Linked DNA regions of Homo sapiens: region 2 is linked to region 1. Evidence: read pairs that join two places in POLR2A ChIA-PET (ENCODE). Cell type or tissue: HepG2. All regions are shown on one strand. Each heading gives the region's core, and the rest is flanking DNA. Links, peaks and the distances in the headings are about the cores only. Region 1 overlaps LARP1B (La ribonucleoprotein 1B). Region 2 overlaps LARP1B (La ribonucleoprotein 1B).

Region 1 (15,049 bases), core at 7,050-15,049:
ATATATTAGGAAACAAGAATATATTAACATTTTTTGTCAACTACAAGCATAGGATAATATATGAATATCATCTAGATATTATAACTTCCTTCTGCTCAAAAGCATATGCCATCTCTTGAACATGAATAGTCATAATAGCATTTTTCATAATAGCCAAAACTAGAAACAATCCAAATGTCCATAAAATGTTGAATGGACAAAAAAATGTAGTATGCTCATTCTATGAAATAATACTTAGCAATAAAAGAAAGTTACTGATACATGCAATGACATAGATGAATCTCAAAAATATTATGTTAAGTGAAACATTCCAAGTATATAACTATGTATCATATAATTCCATTTATATAAAATTTCTGAAAAGTGCAAAACCATAGTGAAAGAAAGATAACTAGTTGCCTCAGGCTGAAGGGGAATGTTGGCATTGACTGCAAATGTGCATGAGGAACTCTTTAGTATGATGGAATTGTTCTAAAACCGGACTGTGGTGCTGGTATACAATTTTATACATCTACTGAAATTCAAATGATACACTTAAAAAGGGTTAGAGCAGTAATTTTCAAGGTATAGTCCCAAACAGAACTATTGGCATGACTTGGGAACTTGTTAGAAATGTATATTCTCATATCCCACCTAACTTACTGAATAAGAAAGTTGATACAGAGTCCTTTAATCTGTTTCAACAAGCTTTCCAGGTGAACCTTAAACATGCTAAATGTAAAAACCACTGAAGGGGTGTGCTAACTATTTTACTATCTAAGATTTTCCAAATTTTATCACTACCAAATCAGATCATTGCACAGCTTCATACCTGAACCATATGAGCCTTGTCTGCAGTCTCTACTGCCTTTATAAAAATAAAACTCAATATTATGCTGTTAGTGTTTAGTGAACGTCAAAAATTAAAAATGCTACATGAGAACTGGCACTTCAGGTTTTTTATAAATAAAAATGCCTCTAAAGCAGAACTCAGCAAACTTTTCCTACAAATGTTAGATAGTAAATATTTTTGGCTTTTCAAGACATAAGGTCTCTGTTGAAACAGCTCAGCTCTGCTTTTGTAGCATAAAAACAGCGAGAGGCCATATGTAAATGACCAGCGTTATCACATTGGCCCGTGGCAGGCTAGTTTCAGCCAATGGGCCACAATTTGCTGGCCACTGAACTATAGCGGTCAGATAGATATGAATCCAAATCCTGGATTCACACTTTGCTAGCAAAAAAACAAAATCATAACTATATTTTGTGTATTCAATAAAGCACAGAAAAACATAAGCATATTAAAATATATATATAGGCAGTATAAAAGAGAACCCAATCAAGCTTCTAGATGAGAAAAGGACAACAGCTGAGATTTTAAAACATACACATACACACACACACACACACACACACACACACACACATTGGATGGGATTAAAAATAGACTCTGTAGAAGAAAAGGCTAATAAACTTGAAGAGAGGAATAAAAGTTACCTAAAACAAAAACAGAGTAAAAGGACTGAAAAACAACAACAACAAAACAGAGCATTAGTGAAGTATGGGACAACTTCAAGTGCCCTAATATAAATTTTAAATGTAATTGGAGTCTTGAGAGAAAGAGAAAAAAGTAACAAGAAAACATTATTAATTTTCTTTTCTTTTTTTTTTTAAGACAGAGTCTGACTCTGTCACCCAGGCTGGAATGCAGTGGTTTGATCTTGGCTCACCGCAACCTCTACCTCCCGGGTTCAAGTGATTCTCGTGCCTCAGCCTCCCAAGTACCTTGGATTATAGGTGTGCGCCACCACACCCAGCGAATTTTTGTATTTTTAGTAGAGATGGGGTTTCACCATGTTGGCCAGGCTGGTCTCGAACTCCTGACCTCAGGTGATACACCCGCCTTGGCCTCCCAAAGTGCTGGGATTATAGGCATGAGCTGCCACACCCAGCCTATTAATTTTTTAATTAAAATTTTAAATTTAAAGGAACAGCTGAACACTTTCCAAATTTGATTAAAAATGTATAAACACACATATTTTAAAAATCCAGTGAGTTCAAGCACAAGAAACATGAAAAGTACACCAAAGCAATCGTAATTAAGGTGCTTAAAATAGGTGACAGAGGAAACATTAAAAGCAGCCAGAATCAACAGAAATTGAACCGAAAACAGAAAAGCAACCTCAACAACAGAAAAAAAAAGAAATTGAAAAAAAATAATCAGCCAATCCTTAAGAACCTGTGAGACAACAAAAGGTCTAGGAGAGAAGAAATGCAGGGCTAAAAATTTTTTTTGAGGAAATAATAGCTGAGAACTTCCCAAATTTGTCTAAAGTCAAACCTACAGATTTAAGAAACAGAGAATCCCATCCAGGATAAACCCAAAGAACTCCATACCAAGGCACATCACACTCTATTTGCTGTAAATGTCAGATGAAAAAAAAAAAAAATCTTGAAAGTAGCTAGAGATGCATTACTTGTAGGGAAACAATTTGAATGACTATAAATTATTATACCAAAAACCATGGAGGACAGAAAGGAGTGGTACAACAGTTTTGAATCACTAACAGAAAACAATTGTCAGTTCAGAATTCTTTATCCAGTGAAAATATCCTTGGCAATGAGGTGAAATAAAGACATTCTCAGAAGAAAGAAAACTATAAATCATAGCCAACTGAACTGCTCTAAAAGAATTGCTAACCTGAGTATTTCAGACAGAAGAAAATGATAACAAAGGAAACCTGAAACATCACAAATAGAGGAACAGCAAGATAAACGGTAAAGGTCCAGATAAATATAATAGACTATTCTCCTTTTAAGTTATTTAAAACACGCTTGAAAGTAAAACACGCTTGAAAGACAATCAAACATTGTCTGATGGGCTTTTTAACATATGAAGATATATAAGACAATTATTACATAAAGAAATTTCAGCTGAGTGTGGTGATTCATGCCTATAATCCCAGCACTTTGGGAGGCTGAGGTAGGAGAATCTCTTGAGGCCAGCCAGCAGTACTAGACCAATCTGGTCAATGTAGTGAGACCCTGTCTCCACAAAAAATAAAAAAATTAGTTGGGCTTTGTGGCGTGCACCTGTAGTCCGACCTACTCGGGAGGCTGAGGTGGTAGGATTGCTTGAACCCAGCAGTATGAGGCTGCAGTGAGCCATGACTAGACCACTGCACTCCAGCCTTGGCAACAGAGTGAGACCCTATCTCTTGGGGTGGGGCCGGTGGGGAGAGAAAGGAAAAAAAAAAAATCTCTATGGAGGTTAGGTTTCTACATTCTTATTGAAATGGTAAAATACTGATTCCAAATAAACTGAAAAGTATGTGTTTTGCAACCCCTAGAGCAATCACTAAAAACAATTATACAAAAAAAGATATATATGTCCAAATTCATAGTACATAAATTAAAATGTAATGGAAAAAGTTACAAACAACACAAAGAATGCACAAAATGGGCAATAGAAGCCAAAAAAAAAAAAAAAAAGAAAAGAAAAAGAAAATGAATAATAAAAAGGTTGACCTAAATCCAAACATACCAATAATTACATTAGTCAAAACATACCAATTAAAAGATATACTGTCAGACTGAATAAAAAACATGAACTAACTATATGCTATCTATAATAAACTGACTTCAAATATAATGATATGGGTACGTTAAAAGTAAAAAGTTGGCAAAAGATACATCACATACCATGAGAAAGAAATGAAAGAAAGCTGGAATGGCTATATTAAAATCAGACAAACTAAATTTCAAAGCAAACAAGGACAACATATATGAATGAAAGGGCCAATTCACCAAGATGACACAATATACCAATGGGTATAAGGTGAACTAACAAAAGAGCTTCTAAATAAATAAAGCAAAATACAACAGAACTGAAATAGGAAATAAACAAGTCTGCAATTATAGGTGGTGACTTCAACACTCCTCTCTCAGTAAGACAGAACCAGTAGACAAAAAATCAGCAAAGATATAGAACTCATCAACACCATTAACCAACTGAATTGAACAGACAATATGGAACATTCTACTCAAAAATAGTGTAATAAACATTCTTCTCAGATGCATATGGCATATTCACCAAGACAGACTATATTGTGGGTGATAAAATTAGCAAATTAATTAAACAAATTTGAAATTAACAAATTAATTTTAAATTTTAAAATAATGTAAAGTATGTTCTCTGGCTATAATATAATTAAACTATATATCAATAAGATTAATAACAGAGGGGTAACTGAAAAAATTCCAATCACTTGGAAATTACACCGAATACACTCCTAAATAATCCATAAAGAGGAAGTCTCAAAAGAATTTAGAAAATGTTTTGAAAAGAATAAAAATTAATAAAATACAGCATATCAAATTTGTGGAATGCAGCTAAATCAGTGCTTAAATAAAAATACATAGAATTAAGGGCTGTGCTCATGGCTCATGCCTGTAATCCCAGCACTTTGGGAGGCCGAGGTGGGTGGATCATTTGAGGCCAGGAGTTTGAGACCGGCCTGGCCAACGTGGTGAAACCTGGTCTTTACTAAAAATACAAAAATTAGCCAGGTGTGGTGGCACAGACCTGTAATCCCAGCTACTTAGGAGGCTGAGGCAGGAGAATCGCTTGAACTCAGGAGGCAGAGGTGGCAGTGAGCCGAGATTGTACCACTGCACTCCAGCCTGGGCGACAGGGCGAGACTCCGAGATTCTGTCTTAAAAAAATATATAGATAGATAGAGATAAAGATAGAAATAGAGATAGAGAGAGAATATTAAATGCTTATATCAGAAAAGAAACTCTCAAATCAATAATTTAAACTCTCCCTTAAAAATTAGATTTCAAAAAAATAGATTTCAGGAAGATATCCAAATTTTAAAAATTAAACAAAAACACTTCTAAATAGCTGATGTATCAAAAAATTAAAAAGAAATTAGAAAATATATAGAACTGAATGAAAATCAAAATACAATAACACCTAAAATACTGCTTAGGTGGAAATTTGTAGTATTAAATGGTTATAATAGGAAAGAAAAATGGTGTCAAATAAATGATCTAAGCTTCCACTCAAACTAGAAAAGGAGGAACAAAATAAGAAAAAAGGAAATAATAAGGAGCAAAAATTAATAAACCTGGAATAAAAATAAAGTAAATCAATGAAAATAAAACTTAAAAAAATTAAACTGATGAACCTCTAGCTAGATCGATCAAGACAAAAAAGACACAAATTTATAAATAGTAGGAATGAAAGAAGAGATATCTCTACAGAACCTACGAACAGTAAAAGGAGAAAAAGAGCATATTATAAATTCCAGGAAATGAATAAATTCAATAGGTACAAAAGCTCACCTGAGAAAAAAGACTTACTTAGTCTTATGTTTCTTAAATAAATAAATGTGTAGTTTAAAACATTCCAATAGTTCCAGGCCCAGATGGCATCACTTGGGAATGCTACCAATGTGTAAGAAATAAACAATTGTGGACAAACTCTTCCAAAATACAAAAGAAGGAACACTTACCAACTCATTTTATGACGCCAGCATTCCTCTGACACCAAAATCAGACAAATATAATCCAAGACAATGAAAAAAAAAAACAATATTCCTCATGAATATAGTACAAAAGGCTTCAAAAAATATGTAAGCAACCTGAGTCTAACAATATATAAAAGGATAATATAATAACTAAATGAGGCTTATCCTGAGAATCCAAGACTAGTTCAACATTTGAAAACCAATCAATGTACTTTACAACACAAACAGACTAATTAAGACAAGCCACATGACGTGAGCCACTGCAACTGGCCCAAAAGATATACCTAAAAAATGAAAATATAAGCCCCAGGTTCTGAGAAGATATGTGCAAATTACATATGTACATATGTAACAAAGGACTTGTATCCAGAGTAAAGAACTCTCAAAGCTCAGTAACAAAAGAAACAACTCAATAAAAGAAATGTCCAAAGATTTGAGCAGGCACTTTACCAAGCATAAACTGATGGCAAATAAGCACATAAAAAGATACTCAACAGCATCAGTCACAATGAGATACTACTATTAGATGGGCAAAATTTTTTAAAAAAAAAACTAACAATACTAAATGCTGGTGATGATGTAGAGCAACTGGAACCCTCATATATTGTTGGTAAGAACGTAAAATGGCACAACCACTTTGGAAAAGTTAGACAGTTTCTTAAAAAGTTATACTTACTGTATGATCCAACAGTGCCCTCAAAAGCATTTACCCAAGTGAAATGAAAACATATATTCACATAGCAACTTGATACTCATAGCAGCTTTATTCATAATCACCAAAAACAGGAACACAACCTATATGCCTTCAACTAATAAGTGGATAAATAAACTGTTTACATCCATGCAATGGAATACTACTTGTCAATAAAAAGGTAATACACACAAAAGCATGAATAAATCTGAAAGGCACTAGGCTAAATGAAAGGAGCCAGACTCAAAAGTCTGTATTTTATATGATTCTATTTATATGACATTCTAGAAATGGCAAAACTATAGGGATAGAAAATAGAAAACAAACTGCCAAAAACTTGGCCTGGGTTGAATACAAAGAGGCATGGAAAAATTCTCAGGGAGCAATGGAAATGTTCAGTAACTTAACTAGGTGGTGTTTACATGATTGCATTCATCTGTCAAAGTTCCCAAAATAATATACATAAATGGTGTGAAACTTACTGAATGTAAACTATATCTTAATTTTTTTAAAAATATGACCCACAAAGCTCAGGCAACAAAAGCAAAAATAAACAAACATGGCATCAAATGAAAAAGCTGCTTCTGCACAGCAAAGGAAACAATCAACAGAGTGAACAGACAACCTACAGAATAAGAAAAAACATTTGCAAACCACACATCTGATTAGGAGTTATATCCAAAATACATAAGTAACTCAGACAACTCAATAGCAAGAATGCAAATAATCCAATTAAAACATGGGCAAAAGACCTGATTAGAGATCTCTCCAAAGAAGACATAACAATGCCAACAGGTATATGAAAAGGTGCACTGGTGCAGCCATTGTGGAAAACAGTATGGAGATTTGTAAAGAAATTAAAAGTAGAATTACCATATGACCCAACAGTCCCTCTTCTGGGTACACCTTATATATATACCCAAAGGAAATGAAATCATCACCATAGAAAGATATCTATCTGCACTCACATGTCCATTGCCACATTATTCACAACAGCCAAGATATAAGATATGGGAACAACTAAAGTATGAGTCCACTTATGATAAACAGAGAAATGGTGATGTGTGTGTGTGTGTATATGTGTGTGTGTGTGTATATATACGTACACACGTGTGTATGTATATATGTATATATATGTGTGTGTGTATATATATATATATATATATATAGAGAGAGAGAGAGAGAGAGAGAGAGAGAGAGAGAGAGAGAATAGAATATAATTAAGCCTTTAAAAAAGGAGATCCTGCCATTTGCTACAACATGGATGAAACTGGAGGACATTATGCTAAATGAAATAAGCCAGACACAGAAAGAAAAATACTTCATAATGTCACTTATATATAGAATCTTTAAAAAAAAAAGTATATAGATGTAGATAATAAAACAGTAGTTACCAAGGGTGGGATGAAGGAGAATGGGGAGATGTAGGTAAAAAAATACCAAGTTGCAGATATGTAGGATAGATAAGTCTAGAGATCTAATGTACAACCTGAGGGCCATAGCTAATAACATTATATTATATTTGGTATTTTTGCTAAGAGAGATTTTAGGTGCTCTTGCCACAAAAAAAGGTAACTATGTGAGATAATGAATATGTTCATTTGCTTAACTATTGTAACCATTACACTATATATATATCAAAACATCATGTTGTACACCTTATATATATTTTTAAGAGGAAACAAAAAATATAACTGGATATTTGTAGGGTGATCAGAATGAAAGGAGGGAGACAGGCTAGGAGTTCATTACAATTAACCAAGGAGAAAACGCTGGTGACTTTTACAGGGTGATAGAGATGGAGAAAGTGAGAAGTGGTTAGATTCTAGATATATTTTAAATATATATGAATATAACTTTCCAATAAATAAGATACGGAATTTAAAAAACAAATGGATCAAAAATGACACAAACGTTTTGACCTGTGCAACTGGAAAAATGGAGGTAATATTTAGAGATGTGGAAGTCTAGGAGGAAGAGTCCTTGGAGAGGGGTGGGAATTCAGAACTTAGATTTTGGACATATGATATTTAACATGCTTATAAAATATACAAGTGGTACTGTTAACCACACAGTTGAATATTTGTCTGAAATACAGGATGGAGGTCTGGTCTATACATATTAATTTGATACTCATTAGTATAATAATGCTCTTTAAAACCCATGAGACTTGATGCTATTACACAAGGAGTTATTGAGGATTCAAAAGAGGAGAAATTTGAGGACTGGGTCCTAAAGCTTCCAAATTTTAGAAGTTAGGGAAACACTGAAGAACTAGCAAAAAAGACTCTATGAGGCAGAAGGAGAATAAGTGAATAAGTATCCAGGAAGTAAAAATGTGTTTCAGGACAGAGCGATTAATTTGATCTAATGCTGATGTCAGGTAAGATGAGGACTGATTTGACCCCTCTTATATATGGAGATTTCTGGTGGTATTATCAGTAGCTGATTTGGGATGTGGAGGACAGAGGCCTGTTTGGAGCAGGTATAGGGAATAAATAGGAATATAGATACTGAAGACAGTGAAAATAAACTCCTTCTTTATGCCTTAAATTCTATATCGTAATAGCAATACCAACTCTTTTCTATTAGGATCATTCTTTTATATGATTTCCCATCCTTTACCTTCCAATCTTTCCATATGTTATGACATATAACTAGCATAGAGTGAATTTTTTTAAGTCCAATTAATTTAAAGATTAAAATTATCTTTTAATTTGAACATTAATCTATTCAACATTTCCTGTCATAGCAATATATTGGTCAAATTCTATCTTTTAAATTTTTGCTTTATTTTTATATTTTTCTGTTCATATATTTAAAAACTAGACATTATAGCACACAAATAAAAATTAATAAATTTATATATAAATTTTAAAATAGAGCTGATACACACTCATACCGACCAACTAGACCAATACATACATAAATTCCAGATGCTAGCAAACACATGTGCAGACCTTCCAGATGGGATTTCCCCCACCCTCAGGAGTAAATTAATATATTAATTTTTTATATTAATAATTCCCCTTGCTTCTCTTCATGGCTCCTATGTGCTATGCATCTATCCATGAATTTTATACTTTATGTAATAGCATTACACTGAATGAACTTCTTTGTTCTAGCTTATTTTATACATCCCTTTTTTATTTTTTTATTTTTTCCTATATTTTTAGATTAACACATTTTGTCACATGTAACATTAGTTCTTTCATTTTCCACTGCTGCCTATTTTTCCTACGTATGACTACACCACATCTTATAATACATTCTACTATAACTGGGCATTTTTTAGTTTTCATTTGCTTTTTTCTATTATGAACAATGATACTACAAATGTTCTCTTGGTAAACATTTGCAACAGTATGCCCAGGCTGGTCTCAAACTCCTGGGCTCAAGTGATCCTCCTGCCTTGGCCTCCCGAAGTGTTGGGATTATAGGCATGAGCCACAATGGCCTGCAACAGTATCTCTTGAAATGAAACTGCTGGGTTATAATATGGCGTATTGCTATGGTTTTAATTGGAAAACCTCAGTAAAAATAGCCTCTTTTCATATTTATTGGCCATTTGGTCTTCCCAAATATGAAACTGATGTTCATGTTTCATTTACTACTTTTTCTATTCATGTTTGCCATTTTTCATATTAATTTTTAAGGTTTTAGATTTCTATGATATTAATTCTTTGTTAATGTCATGCAATGCCAAATTTATCTCCTTATTTGTGACTTGTATGCTTTCTATGATGTGCAAAGGAATATACATTCTCAATTTTAAAGTATTCAAATTTAACAAGGCAAAAAATCCAGCAATTTAACTGAACAGCCCTAGTGGGACACACTAAGAACTTTAAAGAAAGCTTTAAAGTATGAAGTTTTTAAAAGTTTACAGTTTAAAGAACTCTAAAAGAAGTTACCTTTCAGTATTTATAATATTATTATTTAATGTTATTGTTATTCTGGAACTATTATATCATAGGATTAGCAAATAAATAATTATGTTACTGTGGTTAGGAAGAAAGATTTTTTATATATAAGTAAAAAGCAATACAACTACAAAATCAAAGAAATTAAAATTAAAACCTATAATCTTAAATTTAGACAGAAAATATCAACATGAATACGTAATATATTTTTCTCCTTAAAAAATTTCCTAGCTCTTTCTATTCAAAAGGCCTAGAAACAAGGACCAACTGAGTAGCAGATCCGGTACTGACAAAGCTCAACCTTGGTGGGGGCTCAACCTTCTGTGGGGTGGGAAACATTAAAGTTAACAGTCCAACTCCATTATTACTGAGCAAGAAAATGAAAGGTGGCTTTAGAGCTAAAAGTCAATAAACTGATAACTGGCATAGGTATCAATAATAATAATAATAACTGTAATAGAATGAAACCCATCTCATGTATTTATGAGTTCACAATGATCATTTAAAAACAAACAAACAAAAACTTCATTAGTCACCAGCGAAGAATGTTAAGGAACCAGCTAGTACTTTGAAACTAGTAAACAAAGGGAAATAATTCAGCACTGACTCACTTTCCTGTAAGAACTCTATCTCAGAATAAATAAATATTCTGGGGAAAGTTCTCTTTATAAAAGTATTCTACCTATTAAGGTAAGACGTAATGATTAAAAATAGAATCATCACTATTTTGCAACCCCTAGTAAAATAAAAGCTTCACTCACTGATCATCAATGACTGCTAACATTACAAAAAGAGACAATAGAGCATTATGTATCTCCTAATAGTATTCAATACTACATATGACATATTCTTACAGAGATTTGAGTCTTAATCTAATCAAGTCTCTATGCTGAACTAACAGTTATAGATAATTCAGGACTAGAAAACAGGTTAAATGAAACCATGGGGATGCAATCAGCAAAATTCAGAATGTGAAAAATTCTACAAGACAAACAACCCAGTTTCTTCAATACCAAATTGCAAGGACCAATAAATTATAAGGCAAAAAATAGTAGAAACCTGTAGACTAAAAAAGACATATCAATCTATTGCAATCTATTTGAAGAAACTGGAAAAAAAAAGTGATGAATGAGGAAATTTGAACACTAGATATCTAACGTTAAGGAATTACTGTTAATTTTAGATATGATAATGTCCTGCTATTTATGTGTTAAAAGATATAGCCCTTATCTTTTTAAAGACACATACAGAAATCTTTAAGGACAAAAAAATATGAATCATGTGATTGAGAATTTGTTTAAAAATAATCCACAGGGAGGTATAGGAGTTACTGGAGTCGAGACAAAATTGGGTATGAGATGATTAAGTATAGCAGGTACATGGGAGTTTTATTATAAAATTCACTCTATCTTTGTATATGTGTGACTTTTTATAAATCATTTTTTTAACCACCTTCAGGAAAAGGCTATAATAAAATCAGTTATACTTGTCTGAAATGTCAGATTCAATTTATGGATCTCCCAATGTATTTATTTACACTCTCACACAGAGCTAAGCCCTTAAAACAAAAGAATGACTCTAGCGCATTCTAAGGATCAGTGAGTCAGTGAAAAATTTTATTTTGGGAAGAGAAACATTCCCAGCAATCTTAAAATCACATCAGATACATAAAGAACCAACAAATTCTGCCTACTTCTAAGTAAGCCTCTGGCTTTGAGCATAATCTGGTGTGATAATAGAAGTTCACAAAAGGATAAAAGTTGAGTTTTAAAATTCTAGCATTTTACCATTTACCTAATGATTTTCCACAAATAAAGAAAAAAAAGGAGCAATTTTTAAAAACAATTCAGAACTGCTTTAATACTATTCAGACACTTACACAAAAGCAGATTTACATACCTTGCCTGGACTGTGAAGGTGCTACAGGAACTTCTTGGTTTGGCTCAAAAGGAAGTTCAGGTGTTAGGTTTTCAAACTGCTCTTTACTAATGAGATTTAGCTTCTTAAAGTTCTCAACTTCTTGCTGAAGTAGAATGGAGGAATCTAATTACTAAACTGGCTAACAGAGTAACCAACAGACAATAATTGATACCAACCTCAAAAAAATGAACTTCTAAAACAGGGATTAATTACAATGGAGTGAAAAAGACGTTCTAATAAAGAGTCTAGCATTATACTTAATAACAACATTCAGAATCTAAGAGGCATATAACACCCTAAAATATTATAATGATTTTATAATTAAAAAACATTATAAGACCACACATACTAATCATTAATTATTTGTTGAGCATTTACATACAAGACTACCAGGTATTACAGACGTTACAAAGTAATCTAATACATGTTCCCTACCATTAAGGAATTTATATGTTAGATGAAAAGGAAGAAATGAACACATAAAAATAAATAATATTAGGTAGTATGTGAAGAGCGATATTGGTGTAAGAATTACGATCATCAGGAAGCCATCACAGGAGAGATGGGACAAAAGCACCTCTTGAAGGATGAGAATTTAGAGAAAGGGAGAAACATTCTAAATAGGTAATGAGAGCAAAGATAAGAAGCTTGGAAAAAGCAATGTGTTTATTACAAAGTAATTAAGTGACTAAGAAAATCTGTGTAGAACCAGTGGCAAAGAGGACTGATGAGGAAGTTGGAGAAAGCTACTAGAAGACCTTTAATACTGGGTCAAGAAGATTTCACTTTGTTTTATAATAATGGGATGCATGTGATAAAGATAAATCTGGATGGCCCTGGATAGCTGCAGCAAAGAGACTCAGTATATTTGAGTTGTTAGCTCAAAGGAAGAATAGACCCCTCCCTGCCTCTGGGGTTCTGGAGGCTTCCCCTTTGTAACTACTATTGCATAGTCACTTAAGTGTTTCCGGCCCTGACCTACAAATGTGTGGAGCATTACAGAGGGTAGAGGTCATTCTCTACTGGAAGTTCACTTGGCCACAGGTGAACTTAAAGGTTGAACCCTAAAGGTTGAACCCTATGGTTCACCCAGGTGAACCATAAAGACCCTCTATGTCTGGCCTAAACTGTGAGATAAAAAAGGAGTTTGAGGGACTGCTTACACTCCACTATTTCTTCTAAGTTTTTCCCAATAAAACCCTATATCACATCTACTCCACATGGTACTAATGGGTACATGAATCTTTACAGGGCAACATCCAAAGCGGGTTTAAGCAAGTAAAAAACATAAGAAAGAATTTTTCGGGTTGAAGCAAATTTAAAACAGGAAGGAAATTAAATATCATTACAAAATAGTTGTAGCTTGCTCTTAATAACAAAAGAATCTTTTCCTTCTGTCTTCAAAGATGAAGTCACTTGTCAGCTCAAACCATTTATTAAATCCCAATGTTAGCCTTTTAGATTATGATCTTTTTTCACTAAAGTACCTTTAATTACATCAAAATGTATATTTATCAACATTTCTTCCTCAAAAGTTTTCAATAAGCTCTTCAGGCTAAATCAGAATCATTGCTCACTCCTCTTGTCCTTTATCTTGCTACAGAGCTTGCTATTAGCAACTCCCAATTCTATAAATAATTATTGTATGTTTACTACATGCCAGAGATAAATAACACAATTCTACCCTGATGGAAACACAAGTTGTGTATGTTTTTGTTTATTTTTATTTTTAACTAATTCATTAATGTATAACATACACACACACACACACACAAGAAGTGTACAAATCATAAGTATATATCTCAATGAATAATCGAAGGTAAACAGACTTAATCACCATTCAGGTAAAGCAATTATTAGCACCCTAGAAGCTTCCTTTTCATGTCCCTTCTGGTCAGGATCTCCTCTTTCTCCCCCAAAATAGCTCATACACCTTCAATACAGTAGGTGTTTTGCATGTTTCTGAACTTTATAAAAATTGAATTACACCACATGGTTTCTTTCATGCAAAATTATGTTTATGAGACTGATCCATGTACGTGCATGTAACCACAGTTTGTGGCTCTACAGCAGAGGTCAGCAAACTACAGGCCCAAAGGCTAAAGCCTGTTTTTATAAATGGCTGTGTTGGAACATAACCACACTCATTTGTTTACATATTGCCTATGACTACTTCATTGCTACAACTGCAGTTAGGTAGACAATGTATGACCACAGACAACGTATGACCCACAAAGTCTAAGATATTTACTATATTTGTCTACCCTTGCTCTATCCTACCATATGAATACACTGCAAGTTTTTAAGAAATCCATTCTGCTATTGATGAGCATTTGGGTCCTTTCTCAGATTATAGCTATTACAAACAAATTCCTATAAATACGTTTTTACAAAAACTTCTTTTGGGGAACAGGGACACAAATTTTTGTTGGATATTTACTTAGGAGTGGAATTGCTGAATTGAGCAGTAGGTTTCTATTTAGCCTTAGTAGAAAATGCCAGTTTTTCACAGTGGCTGTACCTATTTTTATCCCCATTAGCAGTATATTAAAGTTCCTGTTGATCTACATCTGCACCAATGTGTGGTATTTTCAGTCTCAAAATTTAGCCATTTGAACAAGAATGAACCCTAATGTAAACTATAAACTTTTAGTGAGAATGATGCATCTAGGTAGGTTCATGAACTGCAACAAATGTACCACTGTGGTAGGGGATGTTGACAATACGGGAGGCTATGCTTGTGTAGGGGAAGAGGATCTATGGAAAATCTATCTTCTGCTCAATTTTGCTATGAATCTAAAATTGCTCTAAGAAATGTGTGATTCCATCATGTAACATTCTCAAAATGACAAAATTATAGAGATGAAGAACAGATTAGTGGTTGCCAGGGGTTAGGGATAGTGGAGGTGAGGCAGGTGGGTTAGACTCTAAAGGGGTAACTTTAGAGAGCACAGGGAGAACTTTGTGGTAATAATACAGTTCAGTGTCTTGACTGTGGTGAT
Region 2 (16,544 bases), core at 5,511-13,510, 79 kb after region 1:
ACTATCTCGGCTCACTGCACGCTCTGCCTCCCAGGTTCACACCATTCTCCTGCCTCAGCCTCCAGAGTAGCTGGGACTACAGGCGCCCGCCACCGCGCCCGGCTAATTTTTTGTATTTTTAGTAGAGACGGGGTTTCACTGTGTTAGCCAAGATGGTCTCGATCTCCTGACCTCGTGATCCGCCCGCCTCGGCCTCCCAAAGTGCTAGGATTACAGGCGTGAGCCACCGCACCTGGCCAGGAAAACTTTTAGTGACTTCTCAAAAAGAAAATCAAAACCTCAATCAATCAGCCTATCTATATATTAGAAACCAAATAATACAAAGTAAAAAGCACGACTCCTTCAAAGCCACATCTCCACTAATCAAAGAATGGTAATAATAATAACAAGCCACACTAAACCTAGTGCTCTACTAACATTTGCCAAAATCCCTACTGCTAGAACAACAACAAAAAAAGAGGCATGACCAATGCCATGTCTGACATTTTGCTCAGTGTCCTAGGGACATCATCAAGTCCTACCTTAGAGGCTCTGGATTCTACACTGCATGATCAGAAATTTTGTCAACACTGAAGTAGCTCTGCTCCTCCCTCACTTGTATGAGCACACTGGAGGCCGATTATCCTGACATGGAGTTGCATGTCCACTGTCAGGTCTCAGAAGGGACTTGGCAGCAAAAGTTACAAAAAAGACAGTAATAGTGGTATGAAGTTGACAGCCACATGTCAAGCACTTTCTGCCCACAAAAAGGCCCTTTTCTTCAGTGTTTGCATCAACTGTAACAAAAGAAGCAAGAACAATATAAACAAGTTGCTCCACACTGTAAGCAAATTGGATCCACCATGAAGGCAACCCAGGAAGGTGCCTGGCTGATGATGATAAAGAAATTTTCTAGTAACAGAGTAGAGTCTATTTTATTTTGGAAAAACAGATGATTTTTAAATGCCTATGCCCTTTCAAAAATAGCCCTTTTCCTTCACCTTGTAAGGAGAGAAAAATTTCAAGTTTTAACAAATTGGTTATGCAAATTACTTGGCAACATTTTTCTCTTGCCTCTATAAAAACATACTATATAAATAAGCAAAATATCCTATACAATACTAATATGCATAGGGTTTGTTTTTTCTTTCAGAAAATAGAACTAATATTCTCCTGACTTCACATTCAGTACCCAGAAAGCAACTACTATGAGAACTAGAGTAAGAAATCTGAACTAAAATATAAGGTAGTCCCCATTTAATTGTGTCACAAAGAAAAACTTAGAAGATAAAAAAAACTTAAGAATTCAGAAGTCAATTGCTAAGAAGAAAATCAAAAGATACCACCATTTTTTATTTATGTTAATTTGCAAATTCTAATATAAACACCTATTGGCAAATAATAAGCCAAATTTTACTTGTTCAGTTTCAAGTATATATAGAGAAGCTTTACAGTCTTATATTTATTCATATTATGCAATAACATTTTACCTAATCTCCTTTAAGGAGAAAAATATCTAAATACTATAGAAGCCAGGAGACTTATATAAACAACATAAACCAAATATAAAATTTTAAAAACACCTACTTTAATCACATTCCCTAAAAATATATAATCAAAATAATTTTTAACATTTTCCAACCTTTACAAATAAGTAGCTTTAAAAATGTTATAAACAGCCAGGCATGGTGGCTCACGCCTATAATCCCAGCACTTTGAGAGGCCAAGGTGGGCAGATCAGCTGAGGCCGGGAGTTCAATACCAGCCTGGTCAACATGGCAAAACCCGTTCTCTACCAGAACTACAAAAATTAGCCAGGTGTGGTGGCATGTGCCTGTAATCCCAACTACCCAGGAGGCTGAGGCGGAACAATCACTTGAACCCAGGAGGCAGAGGTTGCAGTGAGCCAAGATCGTACCACTACACTCCAGCCTGGGCAACAGAGTGAGACTCTGTCTCAAAAAAAAAAAAAAATTATAGCATATTCATTATCAATGACATTAAAGTTCATATTGCAACAGATTTTGCTATCCCGTCTGCTTACATCAAACATCCACTTACATTTGACGCTTAATATACTCTTTAAGCAATGCTTCTTCCACAGGATACACCTGTACACCTGTACCATCATCATAGTAATACATCATACTGGTATTAAGTTCTGTTTGAAATGGTTGATCAGTCCTTTCACCATGTTCTTGATAACCATATGAATAATCAAAGTTCACTTGATGTGAATAAAGAAAAAGAAAGGTAATCACATATTAGAAAAAAATAGTTACTACGGATAAAGTGAAGAACTTCAAAGGTTAACAAACATAAAACCATCTATTATCAGACAAAGAAAATTAGTTAAAACATAATAGAGGATAGTTGCTCTATTTTTTTCAAAGTTTATCTAATTTAACGAAACAAAAATTATGTCATACATCGAGGATTTCCTCTGCCTCGTCCTCTTCCCCGTCCTCGGCCTCTTCCTCGACCTCTAAAGGAACCTCGGATATTACCACCCTCACTTCTCACACTGGAAACGTCATCTTGATCATCCCTTTTTTCTCTATCTCGCTTCCAACCTTTTAAAAATAAAAATATTTTTATATACTTCGATTTGCCAAGTAAAATAACATGATTGTCTTTATGAAAACATAATAGCCACCTTCTTCCACTTTGTAACTAATGAACAGTAGCCAGGCATTTTTCAGATGGATACAAACTGAAGAGATCCAATAAGAATTTATCAAAAATATCTCTAGCATAAAACAGAGCCTAAAAGGTACTGACACATGAAGAATACATTCTAACAAGTAAAATAACATACTAGAAAGGTAAAGAGATAGTTTTATTAAGATTGTGCTGTTAAAGATTCAAGAAGTTCCAAGACTACTAAGTTTGTACTACATAAAACTGCTAAAAAACATTTCTCACGAAATATTTAAGGATGGTTCTATTTAAGTAAATGACATTCCTTATAAAGTAAAAAGGAAATGAAAACACAAAACAAATTGAGAAAAGATATCTGAAGCGAAATATAGAAATTCTATCTAGAGTACATGTAAGAACTCATACGACTCTCTCTCATGCAACACACACAGACACAACCACTCAATGGGAAAAATATCTAAAATACAAGCAAGGTAAAAAAATGCAAGTGGACAATAAATACAGAAAACGGTGCCTACCAATGGGTCAATAATCATACAAGGCCGGGCGCGGTGGCTCAGGCCGGCAATCCCAGCACTTTGGGAGGCCAAGGGGGGCGGATCAACTGAGGTCAGAAGCTGGAGACCAGCCTGGCTGACATACTGAAATACCGCCTCTACTAAAAATACAAAAATTATCCGGGTGCCATAGCACACACCTGTAATCCCAGCTACTCGGGAGGCTGAAGGAGGAGAATCACTTGAACTCGGGAGGCAGGGGTTGCATTGAGCCAAGATTGCACCACTGCACTCCAGCCTGGGCTACAGAGCGAGATTCCCTCTCCAAAAAAAAAAAAAAAGAGGCCCGGTGTGGTGGCTCACACTTGTAATACCAGCACTTTGGTAGGCTGAGACAGGCAAATTGCTTGAACTCAGGAGTTCAAGACCAGCCTGGGAAACATGGCGAAACCCTGCCTCTACCAAAAATACAAAAAATTAGCCAGGCGTGGTGGTGGAGTGCCTGTAATCCCAGCTACTCAGTAGGCTGAGGCAGAAAAATTGTTTGAACCTGGGAGGCGGAGGTTGCAGTGAGCCAAGACCCTGCCACTGCACTCCAGCCTGGGCATAGAACAAGACTCCGTCTCAGAATAAAAAAAAAAGAAAAACGAAAACAGTGTTCAGCCTTATGGACTGTAAGAAATGCAAATTAAGACAATGAAAGGCTCTTTACCCCAGTACAACAAATATTTTAATGTCTCTAATATGAAATGTTGACAAAGTTTAAAAAGGTAGAACATTAGCCGGGTGCGGTGGCTCACACCTGTAATCCCAGCACTTTGGGAGGCTGAGGTGGGTGGATCACTTGAGGTCAGGAGTTCGAGACCAGCCTGGCCGACATGGCAAAACCCCATCTCTACTAAAAATACAAAAATTAGCCAGACATAGTGGTGGGCGCCGGTAATCCCAGCTACTCGGGAGGCTAGGGCAGGAGAATCACCTGAACCTGGGAGGCAGAGGTTGCAGTGAGCCGAGACCTCGCCACTGCACTCTAGCCTAGGTAACAGAGTGAGATTCTGTCTCAAAAAACAGGTAGAACATTCATATATTGCTAATGAGGTTGAAAATAGGTATATCTACTTTGAAAATCAACTTGGAATAATCTAATTAATGTGAAGATATGCAAATCCTAGAGACAAGGTTTTACAACCTTAGCACTTTAGACTCTGGTGTGGGGGCCTGTTCTGTGGACTACAGGATGTTTGGCATCATCCATGACCACCACCCACTAGATGCCAGTAGCACCCACTCACTCCCTCAGTTGTGACAACCAGTAACAAATATCTCCAGACAATGCCAAATGACTCTTTGGGGAAAAAAAAATCACCCTCACTGAGAACATTACCCTAGATCCCATAGTTCCATCCTCAATGCTTAGACCTAAAACAGTCTTTTTCAAACATTTCCTTTTTTTTAACAGAGATGAGTTCTCACTATGTTGCCCAGGCTGGTCTCAAACTCCTGAGCTCAAGCGATCCACCCACCTCCCCCTCCCAGATCAAGCCACCTCCCGCTCCCAAAGTGTTGGGATTACAGGTGTGCACCACTGCGTCCAGCCACTTTTTCAAACATTTCTGCCTTAATCTGTAAGTAAGCCTTATTTATTTTACATACAAGTACACTTACAAAAAATTTTATAAACACATATCATTTAAAAATTTACTATGTGAAGCACTCTAGGTTTTTAAAAACCTGATCATGAACCAATATACTGATTTCATAACCCACTCACAGAGTGTAGTCTGCAGTCTGAAAAAATTACCATAGAGAGCCTCTTGTACTTGTGTGCTGGAAAACATGCATTAAAATGTTCGTGGTAGTACCTTAATATCAAAAAAACTGGAAACAATCCAAATACCCACCGTTAGTACAGATTTTATCAAATAGTGAAACAGCCTTTCAGCAGGAAAAGACTTACAGTAATACAACCAACATGCATTAATCTAAAGAAAAGTAGGCTGAATTAAAAAAACAAAAATTCCTGCCAAAGAATGTTGATAAAGTCACATTGCATGGCGATTTCAAAACATGAAAGAAACCAATGCACTTAAGCTCATTTTTTCCGAGACAATGGGATGAAATTGCAGAGTGCACAAAGCGAAGTTTAAAAGTAATAGTAACATACATTTCTTAAACAGGGTGAGTTTCCACTGTTCATCATCATCATCATCATTATTATTGATTTTAGAGATGGGGTCTCACTCTGTCACCCAGGCTGCAGTGGCATGATCATAGCTCACTGCAGCCTGGAACTCTTGGGCTCTCAAGCAATCCTCCTTACCTCAGCCTACCAAGTAGCTGGGACTACAGGTGAGTGCCACCATACTCAGCTCATTATATTGTTGTTCTGTATAACTTTGTCTATTTTCTTATATATTCAATATTTAATAAGAAAAAAATTAATGAAATTATGAGAATCCATTACTTTTAGAATAAAAACTTAAAATGACATTTTGAAAAACAATAGAAAAAAAGTCAATTTTTCTATAGACAAGTTTTATACATATGCATATATATATATATGCTCCCCCCCACACATGTATGATCATTGTGCACTACAGCCCCAAATTCGCAGGCTCAAGCAATCCTCCTGCCTCAACCTCCCAAGTAGCTGGGACTACAGGCTTGCACCACTGCATTTAGCTAAAGTTTTATAATTTAAAAGTCATATTTTGTGGACAATTGAGAAAAATTAACTATTGACTAGATTTTAGATGGTACTAGGAAACTAGTGTGATTTTCTTAGATGATGCATTTTCTTAGGACATTAGTGATAAAGCGTCAACATCTCCAAGTTACTTTCAAGGGATTCAGCAGATGAATGAATTAAATACAGAGAAATTATTAATCTAGATGGTGGCTAGACAGGTATTCACTGAACAATTCTTTCAATTTTTTGTATGTTTAAAGTTTTTCATAATATATTGGAAATTTTTTTAATCAAAATACATTTACCTCTACATAGGTATATTTAAAATTTTTGAATGCTAATATTAAGTCTGTAAAATTTCCTTAGGCCTTCTTATCCATTCACAGGACATGACTTATCAGATTTCAGCAGAAAACTATAAAAACAAATGCTCATCCTATTGTTTCCACATATCCTATCCTCTGCTTTCTGAAAATCTGAGCAATCCCTGTGAAAAAATGTATCTGGGCCGGATGCGGTGGATCGCACCTGTAATCCTAGCACTTTGGGAGGCCAAGGGAGGCAGATCACTTGAGGTCAGGAGTTCGTGACCAGCCTGGCCCAAAATGGTGAAACCCTGCCTCTACTAAAACCACAAAAATTAGCCAGACATGGTGGCCCATGTCTGTAATCCCAGCTACTCGGGAGGCTGAGGCAGGAGAACCCAGCCTGGGCAATAGTGCGAGACTCTGTCTCAAGACAAAAAAAAAGTATCTGGCCAATGATTTTAATGAAAGTAAAACCATTCAGTAAAGACTAATGGGCCAGGGTGCAGTGGCTCATACCTGTAATCCCAGCACTTTGGAAGGCAGTGAGCCAAAATCGCGCCACTGCACTCCAGCCTGGGTGACAGAGTGAGGCTTTGTCTCAAAAAAAAAGACTAATGGAATAATTTATAATGGACTGATCAACCTAACACCTGAGCTAACTCAATATTAACACAACTGAAAGTGAAATACACACAGCAGTATTCCAAGCAAAAAAATAAGCCTGAATCTAATCAACCTAGCTCCTTCTTATTGCCAGTTATAAAAAGAAAAGACAAAAGGAACAGGCAGGCCAGGTACAGTGGCTCTCACACCTCTAATCCCAGCACTTTGGGAGGCTGATGCTGGAAGATCGCTTGGGCCCAAGAGTTTGAGACCAGCCTGGGCAACATGGGGAAACCCCATCTCTACAAAAAAATACAAAATTAGCCAGGTACTGTTGTGCATGCCTGTAGTCCCAGCTACTGAGGAGGCTAAGACAGGAGAATCGCTTGAGCCTAGGAAGTGAAGGTTGCAGTGAGCCGAGATCATGCCATTGCACTTAGCCTGGAAGACAGAGTGAGACCCTGTCTCAAAAAAAGGAACATGCAAATGCCAAAGAATACTATGACAAAGCGGCTGGGCGAGGTGGCTCACGCCTGTAATCCTAGCACTTTGGGAGGCCAAAGAGGGTGGATCATGAGGTCAGGAGATCAAGACCATCCTGGCTAATGTGGTGAAACTCCCTCTCTACTAAAAACTACAAAAAAAATAGCCGGGCGTGCTGGCAGGTGCTTGTAGTCCCAGCTACTCAGTGGGTGAATGGCGTGAACCAGGGAGGCGGAACTTGCAGCGAGCCGAGATCGCGCCACTGCACTCCAGCCTGGGCGACAGAGCGAGACTCAGTCTCAAAAAAAAAAAAAAAAAAAAAAGAATACCATGACAAAGCAATCAGCCAAATCCAAAATACAGGAATTCCACTAGACATGGGACTTAACACATAGCAAAAAGAAAAAAAGTTGCTGATGGAAATGTAAAATGCTACAAGTAGCAGTTTCTTATAATGTTAAATATACAGCTACTATATGACCAATCAATTCACTCACAGGCATTTGAGAAATACATACATTCCACACAAAGACTTGTAAACAACTATTCATCAGCGTTATTCATGAAGACCAAAAACTATAAACAAGCCACTTATCCATCAACAGATGAAAAGACAAAGGGCTATATGCATTCAACAGAATATTATTTGGCAATAAAGAGGGAGAAGCTAAGTGCGGTGGCTCATGCTTGTAATCCCAACACTTCGGGAGGCCGAGGCAGGAGAATCGCTTGAGGCTAGGAGTTCAAGACCAGCCCGGGCAACGAAGCAAGACTGTCTCTAAAGAAAACTTTTTTTTTAATTAGCCGGGCATGGTGGCACGCACCTGTCATCATAGCTACTTGGGAAGCTGAGGTGGGAGGATCGCTTGAGCCCAAGAGTTCAAGACTGCAGTGAGCTATGACTGTCCCACTGCACTCCAGCCTGGGCAACAGAATGAGACCCCATCACTTATTTAAAAAAAAAAAAAAAAAAAAAAAAGGAAGCTAAGGCTTGTTTGAAAAGTCTGAGAAAATTATTATCTCCACAGTCTCAAAGCCTCTCTCCACAAATTACACAGTAATTACAAAGGGAGAAAAGAAATTAAACAAAAAAGCTGAAGAAACTTAAAAATTTTTTAAAAGTCTAGAGTACACTACCTCAACCAAGTAATCAAGGTTAATAATCATTGTGGCCAGTCGCAGTGGCTCAAGCCTATAACCCAGCACTTTGGGACATCGAGGTGGGTGGATCACCTGAGGTCAAGAGTTCGAGCCCAGCCTGACCAATATGGTGAAACCCCATCTCTACTAAAAATTTAAAAATTAGCCGGGTGTGGTGGCATGTGCCTGTAGTCCCAGCTACTTGGGAGGCTGAAACAGAAGAATTGCTTGAACCCGGGAGGCAGAGGTTGCAGTGAGCCCAGATCACACGCCACTGCACTCCAACCTGGGCAACAGAACGAGACTCCATCTCAAACAAAAAACAAATAATAATAATAATAATCAATGTTGTAATCAAACTAATAATCAAATAAAGTTACAGGGGTAATCAAAGTTAATATTAATCAATGTTGTAATCAAACTAATAATCAAAGTTACAGGGGTAATCAAAGTTAGTATCTTCAATAATGGGACAAATCAAGGTCATACTCCCATGTGATTCGCTAAGAAGAAAATGATAGAATAAATTCCGCTCTCCCTCTCCCTCTCCCTCTCCCCCTCCCCTCTCCCCTCTCCCTCTCGGTCTCCCTCTGATGCCGAGCCGAAGCTGGACTGTACTGCTGCCATCTCGGCTCACTGCAACCTCCCTGCCTGATTCTCCTGCCTCAGCCTGCCGAGTGCCTGCGATTGCAGGCGCGCGCCACCACGCCTGACTGGTTTTCGTACTTTTTTGGTGGAGACGGGGTTTCGCTGTGCTGGCCGGGCTGGTCTCCAGCTCCTAACCGCGAGTGATCCGCCAGCCTCGGCCTCCCGGAGGTGCCGGGATTGCAGACGGAGTCTGGTTCACTCAGTGCTCAATGGTGCCCAGGCTGGAGTGCAGTGGCGTGATCTCAGCTCGCTACAACCTCCATCTCCCAGCCGCCTGCCTTGGCCTCCCAAAGTGCCGAGATTGCAGCCTCTGCCCGGCCGCCACCCCGTCTGGGAAGTGAGGAGCATCTCTGCCTGGCCGCCCATTGTCTGGGACGTGAGGAGCCCCTCTGCCTGGCTGCCCAGTCTGGAAAGTGAGAAGCGTCTCTGCCGGCCGCCATCCCATCTAGGAAGTGAGGAGCGCCTCTTCCCGGCAACCATCCCATCTGGGAAGTGAGGAGCGTCTCTGCCCGGCCGCCCATCGTCTGAGATGTGGGGAGCACCTCTGCCCAGCCACCCCGTCTGAGAAGTGAGGAGACCCTCCGCCCAGCAACCGCCCCGTCTGAGAAGTGAGGAGCCCCTCCACCCGGCAGCCGCCCCGTCTGAGAAGTGAGGAGCCCCTCTGCCCGGCAGCCACCCCGTCTGGGAAGTGAGGAGCGTCTCCGCCCGGCAGCCGCCCCGTCCGGGAGGGAGGTGGGGGGGTCAGCCCCCCGCCCGGCCAGCCGCCCCGTCCAGGAGGTGAGGGGCGCCTCTGCCCAGCCGCCCCTACTGGGAAGTGAGGAGCCCCTCTGCCGGGCCAGCCACCCTGTCCGGGAGGGAGGTGGGGGGGCTCAGCCCCCCCACCTGGCCAGCCGCCCCGTCCGGGAGGGAGGTGGGGGGGTCAGCACCCCGCCCGGCCAGCCGCCCCGTCTGGGAGGGAGGTGGGGGGGTCAGCCCCCTGCCCGCCAGCCGCCCCGTCCGGGAGGTGAGGGGCGCCTCTGCCCGGCCGCCCCTACTGGGAAGTGAGGCGCCCCTCTGCCTGGCCAGCCTCTCCGTCCGGGAGGGAGGTGGGGGGGGTCAGCCCCCTGCCCGGCCAGCCGCCCCGTCCGGGAGGTGAGGGGCGCCTCTGCCCAGCCGCCCCTACTGGGAGGTGAGGAGCCCCTCTGCCCGGCCACCACCCCGTCTGGGAGGTGTACCCAACAGCTCATTGAGAACGGGCCAGGATGACAATGGCGGTTTTGTGGAATAGAAAGGGGGGAAAGGTGGGGAAAAGATTGAGAAATCGGATGGTTGCCGTGTCTGTGTGGAAAGTAGTAGACATGGGAGACTTTTCATTTTGTTCTGTACTAAGATAAATTCTTCTGCCTTGGGATCCTGTTGATCTATGACCTTACCCCCAACCCTGTGCTCTCTGAAACATGTGCTGTGTCCACTCAGGGTTAAATGGATTAAGGGCGGTGCAAGATGTGTTTTGTTAAACAGATGCTTGAAGGCAGCATGCTCGTTAAGAATCATCACCACTCCCTAATCTCAAGTACCCAGGGACACAAACACTGCGGAAGGCCGCAGGGTCCTCTGCCTAGGAAAACCAGAGACCTTTGTTCACTTGTTTATCTGCCGACCTTCCCTCCACTATTGTCCTATGACCCTGCCAAATCCCCCTCTGCGAGAAACACCCAAGAATGATCAATAAAAAAAATAAAAATTAAAAAAAAAAAAAAAGAAGAAAATGATATATTTTCTTATACAGTACTCCTGCCAAAAATTCACAACCCCAATCCAATCATAAGGAAACATTAGAAAACCCAAAGTAAGGGATATCTACAATACGATTATCCTACAATCTTCAAAAAAATCAATGTCATGAAAGACAAAAGCAAGAACTGTTACAGATTAATGGAGCCTAAAGAGAAAAAAAAAATTAAATTAAATGGGTGATCCCAGAATGGATCCTTGGAGCAGGGGAGGGGACGACTATAAAGGACTTTATTGAGAAAAATCTGCCTGTGGACAATCACATTGTATTAATGTTAAGTTTCATTGTTGTTAATTGCATTACGGTTATATTGTTCTTATGAAATATACCCTGAAGGTATTTGGGGTTAAAGGGACATGATGTCTTCAACTTATTCTCAAATGGTTTATACATGTGGTTACTAAAATAACGAGCATTAAGACTAAGTCTTTCCTTAGTCATTTTTGTCTTAGAATGGTAACTTACTTCGTGTATCATTTCTCCTATTGTTATGTGTTGGTTTATTTGCTTCAGGTTGACATCTTGAGCTGTTCCGGGATCCAGGTCTTTCTTGACTCTCTGATCTTACAACATCTAAGTGGAGTGGTACCCACTTGTGCTTATTAGCTTGAAGAAAACAAAATCATTTAAGGACAAATGTACAATTTTCACTAAACCCTTGCAATTTGAAAGCACTCTGAACTTTAATCAAATAAGTGAAACACTTAATGTGTATTTTAAGATTATTTGTAAAGAGGCCAGACACGGTGGCTCATGCCTGTAATCCCAGCACTTTGGGAGGCCGCGGTGGGCGGATGACTTGAGGCCAGGAGTTCAAGACCAGCCTGACCAACATGGAGAAACCCTGTCTCTACTAAAAAACACAAAAATTAGCCAGGTGTGGTGGCACACGCCAGTAATCCCAGCTACTCGGGAGGCTGAGGCACGAGAATAGCTTGAGCCTGGGAAGCGGAGCTTGCAGTGAGCCGAGATCGTGCCATTGCACTCCAGCCTGGGTGATAGCTGGTTGTCCAAGATAGAATCTTAGTTCAACTTTAAATTTGCCTACAGAACCCCCAATCCCCTTGTAAATTTAACTGTTAGTCTAAAGAAGGACAGCTCTTTAGACACTAGGAAAAAACCTTGTAAAGAGAGTAAAAAGTACAATCCCCATAGTTGGCCTAAAAGCAGCCATCAAAGCGTTCAAGCTCGACGCCCAGCCGCCCAAAAATCCCAAACACACAACTGAACTCCTTACATCACATTGGACCAATCTGTCATTTCGTAGAAGAAACAATGTTAATATAAGTAACATGAAAACATTCTCCTCTGCATAAGCCTACCTCAGACCAAAATACTTCAATGACAATTAACAGTCCAATATCTATATCTCAAAAAAAAAAAAAAAAAAAAGGCCGGGCGCAGTGGCTCATGCCTGTAATCCTAGCACTTTGGGAGGCTGAAGCGGGCAGATAACCTAAGGTCAGGAGTTCAAAACCAGCCTGGCAAACATGGTGAAACCCCATCTCTACTAAAAATACAAAAATCAGCCAGGCATGGTGGCACATGCCTGTAGTCCCAGCTACTCGGGAAGCTGAGACAGGAGAATTCCTTAAACCCGGGAGGCAGAGGTTGCAGTGAGCCGAGATCGTGCCACTGCACTCTAGCCTGGGTGACAGAGACGAGAGTCTGTCTCAAAAAAAAAAAAAAAAAAGTATATATACATAACATTCCTGTTTAGTACTTGATTCTTAGGCTTTTTTAAAAAAAAATCTGTTTAATTTAAAATTCTTAGGCTTTAGAATGGGATATATCTGATAAAACGCTATAATGTATACTTTGGAAAGTTAGGCTTTAGGTTTGCAGCACTTTTAGTTCCACATCACTGCCTAAAATATTAATTTACCCAGGATTTTTACAAATGAATGAGGTTTCTCAAAATATAAGAGGGAAGAGGGATAAGTATAAAATTTGTTTAACTTGACAGAACATTTTACAGCTATTATGCATCTTCCTAAGGAAAAAAAAACACAAGCAGTTTAACTTTTCTTGATGACTAAATGACAATGTAACTAATTATTTATGGTTATTCTATAGTGAAATTCTGAAGATCATCTATTCATGAATGCCATAGCTCAGGTTTCAAAATGTTCAGTATTCTGCCCAATCTAAATTTTCTACCAAAATAAAGACTCATGGCAATGAAAAAACTGCCAAGGCAATTTAAAAATAAATATTAGTGTGCAACTACAATATTGATATCCTATAAATCCTGCAAACTATGGATCAAATGAGGAAAAGTGAATATAAATGCATCTAAAAAGGCTTTTAATCTTATACTATAAATTATGTCAACGAGATTCCTTGACACAAAGAAGCCCTTCTTTTAAAGTCAAAAATCTGTACTCTAGATCAATTAAAAGCTTGATTATACCAATTGTTCTAACTACAAAACACCTGGGTTTTACTGTTGACTGACCAGTTTTAATTGAAGCAATTAAAGACAAATTGCCAGGCGTGGTGGCTCACGCCTGTAATCCCAGCACTTTGGGAAGCCAAGGCGGGCAGATCACCTGAGGTTGGGAGCTCGAGACCACCCTGACCAACATGGAGAAACCCGTCTCTACTAAAAAAAAAAAATACAAAATTAGCTGGGTGTGGTGCCTGTAATCCCAGCTGCTTGGGAGGCTGAGGCAGGAGAATCGCTTCAACCCAGGAGGCAGAGGTTGCAGTGAGCTGGAGATCGCGCCATTGCACTCCAGCGTGGCAACAAGAGCGAAACTCCATCTCAAAAAAAAAAAAAAAGACAAATTTTAGATCAGGATAACAAATCTGTCATCTGTATGGATTCTAGACAGTCAAGAACACTACTTACGTATGTAGGAAGCAGGGAACAGTTAAGTGACGAAGTAGTTAAGAAATGAGGAGGCCAGGCATGGTGGCGCACACTTCTAATCCCAGCACTTTGGGAGGCTGAGGCAGATGGATCGCTTGAGCCCAGGAGTTCAAGACCAGCCTGGCCAACATGGCAAAACCCTGTCTCTACAAAAAAATACAAAAATTAGCCAGGCATGGTGGCACATGCCTGTAGTCCCAGCTACTCAGGAGGCTGAGGTGGGAGGATCACTTGAGCCCAGGTCATCGAGGCTGCAGTGGGCCACGAGCATGCCACTGAACTCCAGCCTGGGTGACAGAGCAAGACCCTGTTTCAAAATTTTAAAAACATTTTTAAATTTAAAAATTAAAAAAAAAGAAACAGGAAGAAATTTTTCTAACAACCACTTGTTTGTCTTGTTGTCACTGTTTTTGAGCAATTAGCCTTTATTCATTGTATCAAGTGAATATAATGCTCATCCTGCACTAAGGATTAGTTATTTATTAAAAAGACAAACTATTCGGCCAGGCCCGGTGGCTCATGCCTGTAATCCTAGCACTTTGGGAGGCCGAGGCAGGTGGATCGCCTGAGCTCAGGATTTCAAGACCAGCCTGGGCAACACAGTGAAACCCCGTCTCTACTAAAATACAAAAAGTTAGCTGGGCATGGTAGCATGGGCCTGTAATCCCAGCTACTCAGGAGGCTGAGGCAGAAGAATTCCTAGAACCCGGGAGGCAGAGGTTGCAGTGAGTCAAGACTGGGCCACTGCACTCCAGCCTGGGTGACAGAGCAAGACTCTGTCTCTTAAAAAAAAAAAAAAAAAAGACAAACTATTCAAGTAAGTGATCAGTCTACGGTAAAAGTTAAAGTGTTAAAGAAGTTGGCAACAACTTTACCATTAAATGTTCCCTCCCATGCCATATCACCTCCAGAGAATCTTGGTTCAATGGTTTCCCATGGTATTCAAAATGGAATCATAACTCCAAGGCCCTGTATACCATGGACGTTGTCTATCTATGTCTCTAACCTCACCTCCTGCTACTCTCCCAGAAAATCACCTTGCTTCAGTCACTGACAACTTAACAGTTTAAAGCCCTTTTCTGCCTAGAAGCGCCTGAAGACACTTTTACGAAGACTCCGAGCACTGATTTACAAAGCATGTAAATCATAAACTGTCCCTAGACACACGAAAAGTTCAGAAAAGAAAATGGAAAAGGATATGAAGACAATATTTTCATTCCTTCAAAGTGTAATTTTGACAGGGGAATGCTATGAGGGAAAAGATTGACTAAAATTATTCTCACTTTTTTTTTTTTTTGAGACAGTCTTGCACTGCCGCCCAGGCTGGAGTGCAATGGCGCGACCTCGGCTCACTGCAACCTCCACCTCCTGGGTTCAAGCAATTCTCCTGCCTCAGCCTCCCGAGTAGCTGGGACTACAAGTGCGCAACACGATGTTCGGCTAATTTTTTTGTGTATTTTTAGTGGAGACAGGGTTTCACCATGTCTCCTGACCTCAAGTGGTCCGCCTGCCTCAGCCTCCCAGAGTGCTAGGATTACAGGTGTGAGCCACTGCGCCCAGCCTATTCTCACTTTTCTCTTAGGAAAAAAATGTATTTAATTTTCACAGTACTCCCTAAATATAGGGAGCAGTTCCAATGCAGATCTAAAAGAACAATAATTATCACACAACTTTCCAAGAATGTATCTACAACTGTACCTCTAAGTGGAACTCCATTCCATTTTCTTGCATAGAATACAAGTTACATACAAAAAGGAAAGTCTAATAGTTCAGAAATGTTACAAAAGCAAATGAGTTACCTCTGCAGATTGTTTATCCTGAAGAAATACAAACTATACATTTTTGACTACCAGAGATCAGTTAATGAAATGTAATTCCTCATTACAACTTTCTTCAAAAACTAAAATCAAAATAAAGATATGGACAAACTGACCTCTCTTACGTTGATTACTTGACTGAGCCTCATCCTCACTGACGTTTTCACCAGGACCATTTAATTTTGTTTCCCGGTTTTCTTTGCTGTCACTGTTACTTCTCTTTTCAACCTTCTCTTCTTTTTCTTTTCTATTTTGTGGCTTTTTATTTCCTTGGCTGAGGACGCTCTGAAACTGCAAAAAGGTTTTCAGAATGAAATGATTTCCATTAATATTTTCACTAACATACCCAAAAATTTGTGGCAATATACCTAACCTAAAATTGCAAAACAAATGACAAAAACTGTTATCAAAGGCAAAAAATTACTTTTCAAAAGACAGTTAAAAGTAAAGCTGCAGACTAGGAGAAAGTATTTGCTAAGTATTTGATAAAGAACTTTTACCTCAAATACATATGAACTTTCAAAACTCAGTAACAACAAATCAATACCACTTTTTTTTTTTGCAGGGGCGGGGGCGGGAGGACAGAGTCTCACTTTGTTGCCCAGGCTGGAGTGCAGTGGCACGATCTCGGCTCACTGCAGCCTCCACCTCCTGGGTTCAAGCAATTATCCTGCCTCAGCCTCCCTAGTAGCTGGTATTACAGGCACATGTCACCACACCTGGCTAACTCTTTTTTTTTTTTAAGTAGAGAGGGGGTTTCGCCATGTTGGTCAGGCTGGTCTCGAACTCCTAACCCCAAATGATTCACCGTCCTCAGCCTCCCAAAGTGCTGCGATACACGCATGACCCATTGCACCCAGCCTTCCATTTTTTTAAATGGGCAGATTGATCACATACTTCATCAAAAAGATACACTGATGGCAAATCTATGAAAAGATTATTGCATTCATTCATCAGAAAAATGCAAATTAAAACTGCAATGGGATACCACTCCTCATTTATTAGAATGGCTAAAATATTTTTTGAAACTTGACCATATTATCGGTGAGTAAAGATGGGTTCGGTGGCTC

The links. ChIA-PET counts read pairs that join two places held together with the same protein. Peaks named below come from ENCODE experiments on the same cell type or tissue, not always from the same donor. Only the 100,000 strongest peaks of a DNase experiment are listed, where the experiment ranks them.
Region 2: POLR2A ChIA-PET joins it to region 1 with 5 read pairs; 5 of 35 experiments call an interaction of 5 or more read pairs at or near these places.

Annotation. Positions count from the first base shown.
Region 1 is chr4:128,159,295-128,174,343 of GRCh38, reverse strand. It overlaps LARP1B (La ribonucleoprotein 1B), which reads right to left. Exons shown (of 20, transcript NM_018078.4): 12 at 12,027-12,150. Among named protein-coding and RNA genes, the nearest start is that of LARP1B, 110 kb to the right of the region's middle. In HepG2, for the core only: no CTCF peak of the experiment used is centred there; a DNase peak (open chromatin) is centred at 10,683.
Region 2 is chr4:128,077,009-128,093,552 of GRCh38, reverse strand. LARP1B (La ribonucleoprotein 1B) reads right to left here. Exons shown (of 20, transcript NM_018078.4): 4 at 15,591-15,765; 5 at 11,248-11,388; 6 at 2,409-2,552; 7 at 2,041-2,206. Among named protein-coding and RNA genes, the nearest start is that of LARP1B, 24 kb to the right of the region's middle. RefSeq lists a silencer at 11,753-11,953. In HepG2, for the core only: no CTCF peak of the experiment used is centred there; no DNase peak of the experiment used is centred there.